Linked DNA regions of Homo sapiens: region 1 is linked to region 2. Evidence: chromatin contacts called from ENCODE Hi-C or POLR2A ChIA-PET data. All regions are on one chromosome and are shown on one strand. Each heading gives the region's core, a stretch centred on a gene start or an enhancer-like site at or near the end of the contact. The rest is flanking DNA. Distances are from core to core; before and after follow the strand shown. Region 1 overlaps SHB (SH2 domain containing adaptor protein B). Region 2 overlaps SHB (SH2 domain containing adaptor protein B).

What was found. A loop is a pair of places that touch in the nucleus more often than their neighbours do. ChIA-PET counts read pairs that join two places held with the same protein, here RNA polymerase II (POLR2A). Pooled maps may share reads with other maps.
Region 1: a pooled map shows a loop between it and region 2 (1.8-fold over the local background). The contact joins two enhancer-like sites. A Hi-C loop is called at or near these places in 2 of 168 maps with a recorded cell type or tissue (aorta and mesothelial cell of epicardium) and 4 of 50 pooled maps. POLR2A ChIA-PET finds 5 or more read pairs at or near these places in 6 of 52 experiments (AG04449, BJ, Caco-2 and 3 more).

What each region holds. Positions count from the first base shown.
Region 1 is chr9:38,036,480-38,040,046 of GRCh38, forward strand. The region is part of intron 1 of SHB (SH2 domain containing adaptor protein B); the gene reads right to left. Among named protein-coding and RNA genes, the nearest start is that of SHB, 31 kb to the right of the region's middle. RefSeq lists enhancers at 1,335-1,940, 2,219-3,567. Within about 2 kb of position 2,315, at least 8 of the 41 ENCODE cell types and tissues checked have a DNase peak (open chromatin) inside an H3K27ac peak, as active enhancers do; they include PC-9, where a contact is called at or near this core.
Region 2 is chr9:37,936,863-37,939,923 of GRCh38, forward strand. All of the region lies in intron 5 of SHB (SH2 domain containing adaptor protein B), which reads right to left. Among named protein-coding and RNA genes, the nearest start is that of SLC25A51, 34 kb to the left of the region's middle. Within about 2 kb of position 1,374, at least 13 of the 41 ENCODE cell types and tissues checked have a DNase peak (open chromatin) inside an H3K27ac peak, as active enhancers do; they include PC-9, where a contact is called at or near this core.

The DNA of each region.
Region 1 (3,567 bases), core at 1,065-3,564, 100 kb after region 2:
CAGGACTTGGGCACAAGGAACCCCCAGAGCCCTTGGGAATGTTGCAAGAGCTTGGCTGAGGCTGGGTGGCCACTGGCGGCGATGATCTCAACGTCTACAGAGCAAATGAGCTCCGAAAGACAGGGCAGACCCAGGCATCCCCCGCCTAGCAGGAGCTCTGCTAGTGGAGATAACTGGAGAGTCTCTGAGCCCCAGACTCTCTGGGGTTCTCTCCATTGAGCCACAGGACAGTGAGGGACTTGAGAGAGCAAGGATGGGAGAAGCTGAATAATAATACAAGAAATACTGAGAGCAGCTACCAGGGACTATGCTCAGTTCTTTTAATACAACATCCCTATGGATTTGATTCTCATATTGTCCCCATTTTACAGATGAAAAAAACCAAGGCATGGGGTGGCTGGATAACATGTCCAAGGTCACCAAAGCAGTTAAGTTGCAGAGCCCTGACTCAAACTCGGGTGCTGTCTCTTAATCTTATGCTCAACAGACTTAGAAGTGACTCTACTATGAAACTCCTCCCTGCAGAGACAGCAAAATAGACCCAGAGAGAGCAAGGGACTGGTGCAGGACCCCGCAGCACGGGAGCTGGGGTAAAAGCAGTTCTGTGTACTGCCCTGTAGACAGCCTGGCTTTGGGCCCTACTAGGCTGACACAACTCCCTCTTTTCCCGGAGAAGAATCCTGCGATCTCCTTATGACACAACAGTGGGCTCAAACAAGAGAACTGGAGAAAGAGATGGCACACAGGGCTCTTGTCTGTAGTCTGTGTAAAGTACCAATTGCTGGAGTACTCCGTGTCATTTGGAAACTTCCTATCTTACCTCCATATAGGCCCATGGTCAACAGGGCTGTGAGCTTGTTTCCGACACCTGCCCCCACCACTGCCCGCTCCAGTCACACGCAGAGTCACCAGCCCCCAACTTCCCCAGGGGGTCTTCACTCATACTGTGCCCTTCTCTCTTCTCTGATCACTGCATGTTCAAATTCTATCTAACCTCCAATGCTCGGCACATGAGAACATGAGCTCTAGAGTGAAATGTGGGTTGAAATCCACACTGTGTCACCTTGAGAAGTTTGCTCAACCTCTCTGGGCCTCAGTTTCTTCACTATAAAGTGGGGATAGTAACAGAACCCACCTCAGTGCTTGGCAACAGGAGGGGCTCAACTGTGTGTCATTATCATCGATTCAGCCCCCATGTACCATTCTGAGAACCCCACCTCCGCTAGAAGTGAGCCTCTCTCCTCTGAGCCCTGAAGTTCTGTCTGCTCCTCCATTCAGCCTCCCTGGGCTGACCTTGGGGCAGATCCTGTGCTGGGCTCTGGAACATAGAGCAGAAGGAGTGGTCCTTCCTGCAGGAGACACAGGCTCATTGGGGGATAGCCACAGGCTCACAAATAGGCATGACACAAGGTGGCTGGGCTAGAAGAGGAGCTAAAAAGTGACATTTCACATTCTGTCACACTCTAACAAGATTTTTTTTAAAATCTGGCTCTCTTCCTACTGACTAAAAGTGGTTTAACTAACTCCTAACACATTGTCTAAGAGTTTTTAAAAGTCAGGCCAAACTCTATTTGGAGAACTCCAAACAGCACCCAGAATCTTCCCCTAACCCTGCTTTATAGCTTGGGTCTGGCTGTCCGGCTCTGCCCTCCCCATCCTACGCCCCATGCATGTGTGCCCCAGCCCAGCCATTCCATGCAGGCCAGAGCTCAGCAGCACACAACAGGCTGGGCGCACAGGCACCAGGCGTGGTCAGGTCAGGCGTGGGGGACCTCCAGACTTAAGAGCACCACAAGGCAGGCCCTGTTCTATCACAAAAGCAATGGACCTGGGAGCCCCAGGAACCAACACTCTCCACGTGTGCACTGCACTTTGCGGTTCATAAAACACATCTGTGTCTGTCACTTCCCCTTCCCTAACACCCAGGGAGTCATCTTACCATGATTACTAAGAAGCCCCACCTCCACCCCAAACTGGAGACTCTGGGACAGGGCCTATGTTCACTTTATCTTTTTGGTCCCTGAGTCTAATGCAGGGCCTGGCACACAGTAAGGTACTGAGTAGATGAATAAATGTATTTTACAAATGAGGAAACTGGCTCAGAGAGATTAAGAAATGTGCTCAATGTCACACAGCAAAGGAAAGCAGCGGGTCTGCCTGACTCCCAGACTCCTTCCTGCCCCAGCCCAGTGCCTCCTTCCCCAGGACACAGGGATGCAGCCCACTCTGCTCCCTACTCGGGTCATGAGCCAGCCCCGCTTCCCAGGCCAACCAATGAGCTGCCTGGGCATCTAGGAGGCCCCGGGGGTGGGGCAGGGAGAAACTGGGTGTTGGGGAGTGACAGTGGGCAGGGGCCACCCCCCAGGGAGGTATCAAGGAGAAGTAGGGAAAGGCAGATGGAACCCCGGAGAGGGAGTGTGTGCCAAAGAGAACAAAGGCAGGAATGGAGCGGGTGGGATCAGGAGCCCGAGGAAGTGAGGAGATGGAAGTTTTTTGAGACAGACTGTCAGCCGTGAAGAAAAACATGTTTCTGAACTCCTGACGCTTATCGCTTATCAGGCAGGGCTGGCGGGCGGGCGTGACAGCCCAGGACACTACACTACAAAAAAGGGGTCGCCAGAGAACATTTTCTTCCCCGGAAAAATGTGGATAATACATAGCTGGAATGGTGAAAAGCATCCTTAAGATAAAGTGCCCTGTCAGATACTGCTGTCAGGCGTTAAGCCTCCAATGTTATCTCCAAACCAGACAAAAAAACCTAAAAACAAAAAACCACTTTTCTGATTAATCATTAAATCTAAACAAGAAGAAAACTGACAAAATGGGCTCTTTTGCAAAAAAGAGCATTTTGAATGATAAGCACAATTGAAAGCCTAAGGCAAGACTTTAAAGCGCAGTGGGAACTGCTTAGTCATTAGCCTGTATGTGCTGCTGCCACTTCAAGTTTGCAAGAAGTCTGCAAGATCCGAAGGGGGTCATGGCCCTGGGGCCAAGCACACCCATCCCACTTTGTGGCAAAGGAGTATGTGAATGAATGGATTCCAAGATTCTGGATTTTACTACCCTTGGCCCCTCCCTGTGGGCCCAGTCCCTGCCATCTACAGAGCAGAGGTTACAAAGCCACGACAAGGTCCCGTTGTAATCCTACTTCCTGAACAACCTCTTTAACTTGACCACACAAGGGCAGTAAAACACGTAGCAAAGGGGTCATCCGGAAACAGCCCTGATATAAGAAGTACCTCAGGGAAGCTCAGCTCCCTCATGAGTCCAGGCCAGGCTGGCCGGGCCCACCATCCCCTCCTGCCTCAGCGAGGGCAGCGGCTGGTCCAGTAGGCCACAGGCCTCTGGGGCAACTTGCAGCTGGAGCTCGAGGGGCGAGGGGAGAGGAGGAGAAATGGGCCTCTCGACAGGAGTCTGGCGGCCCATGCCCTGCCCTCCATGAATCCCTAGGCCCCAGTCTTATTTTAAGCCAGAACCCAGGATTTGGGTTCTGAAACTGCATTCTAGAGCTGCGCCCCAGGCGTGTTTACAGCCGCCTAATTCTTGTGGTGATTGTTTCTGGAGGAT
Region 2 (3,061 bases), core at 124-2,623:
CCTAGCCAAGTTGGGACCTTAGGGAGGAAGGACACTGCATACGGCCTTTCCTCTAATCTCCAACTTAAATGTCCTTGTTGCTTAAATGTCCTGTTGCTTCCCCATAACTTCCCCAGTTTTCTCCTCTCAAACATCTTAACATCTGAAGTCCTCCTCAACTGGCCCCTCCTCCAGGAAGACTTCCAAGATGCCCCTAGTCAGACTTACTTTCTTTCTCCCTCGCTTTGTCTTCTGCCACACCTCTGTACATCACAGTACTTCCCTACTGTCCTGTCTCCTTGTCTGGACTGTGAGCTCAGAGGCTGACATGTCTTTGTCTCCTCACCCAGCTGACAGCCCAGGGCACGATAAGAGCTCAGTGGTGAAAGCCATGCTGCTGACTTGTCTATAAGCTCCGCCCTGAAAGCCTGTGCTTAAAACGTGGCAGGGTGATCTCCAAGCTGCCTGAGGCCATAAGCAGAGTGTGGATTTTCCAAAAGAAATGGCAAAAATAAAATTAAAATTAAAAAATGGTTTTAATTAAAGCATTTGGAATAAGCTAGCTTTGCCAAACCCAATTGTTTCTGATATTCCTCTTGGGTGAAATAATCTTTAAAAAGATAAGAAAAAAAAAAAAAGCAAAGCATTATTAAAAGTGGCAAACACTCGTGCTGGAAGGAGGATGGAGGCTGCTCACAGGGGAGCTTCCTAGAGAAGAGCAGGTGAAAGACATAGACCCGCGGATGGAACAGCCTCTGCTCCAACAGAGGGCAAGGGCGCCTGCGTGCGAGTGTGCCGCATACACAACAAAACCTCATTTTATAGCCCTAGCATTTGAACTGCGGGAGCGAAGACAAGGGCTATAAAATTTGACATCTGATTTTATAAATCTGCCTCAAGGACTGACAATGTCTGTGGAGAAAATGAGAGAAGAATATACAGTGCTTACGGGGCTCCAAAGGGTGATAACCCTGGGGTGGGAGCTGGGACTTCTGGGGGCTCTACCAGCAGCCTTCCAGAGGACCTCAGGAAGGTCCTCTTGCCTTCCTGTGCCTCAGTTGACCCCACCAGGGTCTTGACCTGGATGATTCAACTCCCTTTGGGCTCTGACTCCCCAAAAGTCTGGGGAACAGTCAGGCCCTGCCTTAACACTGGGATTTTACCACGTGAAGTTAGCTGCTTCAAGCCCCACCGAATGCCTCTAGGTAAGGGCCAATCATGTTTCCTGTGGGGCCTTTGTATCGCTTACCCAGCTATCAGTAAAATAAGCCCCTACAGCACAAAGGCTCTGCAAACCACCCTACCTGCATCTGTGCAGCCTCTCAGAGTTTACAAGAGCTTCCACTGCCATTGCAAATCTGGGCCTCAGGGCTCAGAGGCTGAGACGGGAAGTGACTCACTGGTGACCTCCTGGCTGGTAGGAATGGTGGGATTCAGGCTGTAATCCCCGGGCTCCTGATCACAGCCTTCCTCTCCATGCAGCCACCCTTTCACTGATAGCAGATGTGACGTCTGCAGCTGTCCTCGTGGCCTTCCCTGCAGCACCCTCTATGCCTTCTCCCAAGTCGCCAACCAACTCATTCCCAGATGGCTTTTGCAAAAATATTGTTAAATAATTCAAATTAACAAGATGTTAGAAATGTGATTGGAAAGAAATGTTTTTCTCATTTGGAGAGACCACCCAATGCCTCAGAAGGCAACTGTCCCGGGGCACGAGAGGTTTCCTGGAGACAGACGGGCAGTTGGAATGCTTCCCTGGTGGCGGAGCCGCACAGGCAGATTTATGTGGGCTGATACGAGACAATTAAAAACCGGCTGGAAATGTAATCGCGGCTGCTCAGATGCTGGAGAAGACCAAGGAGCTCCGGTAAAACAAAGGGCACTGCTCCATCCCTGGCTCAGACGGGAGACGCAGCAGTCCAGGGAGGGAACCCCAGCCTGTTGACGGGCACGTCTGGCACTGCCGGGTTGGGGGGTGGTGCACTGGGCCGTGAACTGGCAGAGTGAGGCAGAATGAGAGCAGGCACCTCTTGCCTCTGCGTTTTAGGCAGCATTGGGAAGGGGGAAGCTGAGCTGCAGGGAGTCTGTTTTCCTGGTCTTTTCCAGGTCTACGTTGCAGCCGGGAGAGCCACTATCCACCCAGCTGCTCCGAAATCTGGATGTGGTCCTTGACTCCTCACTCCTCCTCCCTCTCATCAATTCTACCTCCACACACCTCTCCTTTCTACTCCCACTGCCCTAGTCCTTCTCTCCTGATCTATATCACACACCCAGGGCCAGATAGGGCTTCCTAAACTTCTCTCTCATCAGGTATGTAGGCCGCCTGCCACTGGCCCCTCTGAATTGGCCTTGGCCTCCTAGTTTGCTACCAGATAGTCTCAGCATCATCAGCCTAGCACCTGAGTGCAAATGGAGAACTTCTAAGCTTAGCTGGAGCAAATGGCTGAGAAGGGTCAGGAAAGAACAGTGGTCCAGGAGCTGGGCAGGCTCAGCCTCTGCCCCTCCCTGACAACACGGCCTTAAGACAGGTTAAGCCCCTTTGAGCCTCTGTTTCCTCTTCTGTAAAGTAGGAGCAATGAGTTGCGCTTTCTTCACAGCTCCTTGAGGGCTGGACCCAGAGAAGAAACTAGACTCTTCTATTTGGGTCATGGATGCTGACACTGTTGGCTCAGAACCAGCCCCTCTGGTTTCAGGTCTCTGGGCTTTCTCCATGTCACCACTGCCTGGGGAAAGGGGTCTGAGAAATGCTGGGCACAGGGCTCATGGTCACAGGTCCTGTCAGAAAATCCAGCTTTGGTCCAGAGAACTAGTTGGCCATTGGCTGGGCTTCTCAGGGCCTGCTAGGGAGGAATGGGGGTGTTTCTATTCCGAGAGACCCCACAAGGTAGAAAGAGGCCTCGAGCTGTGTTGCAATCTCATCTCTTTACTCATTAACTGTGACGTAATGTGAACACCAGTTTCTTTATCTGTAAAAATGATGGCAATGGTTGCTACTCTTCTTGAACATACTATCACAGTGTGAAAGCTGGCTATTCCCAAATATCAGGCCCTGTGCTGGGCATGCTGACCCGTATCACCTCAC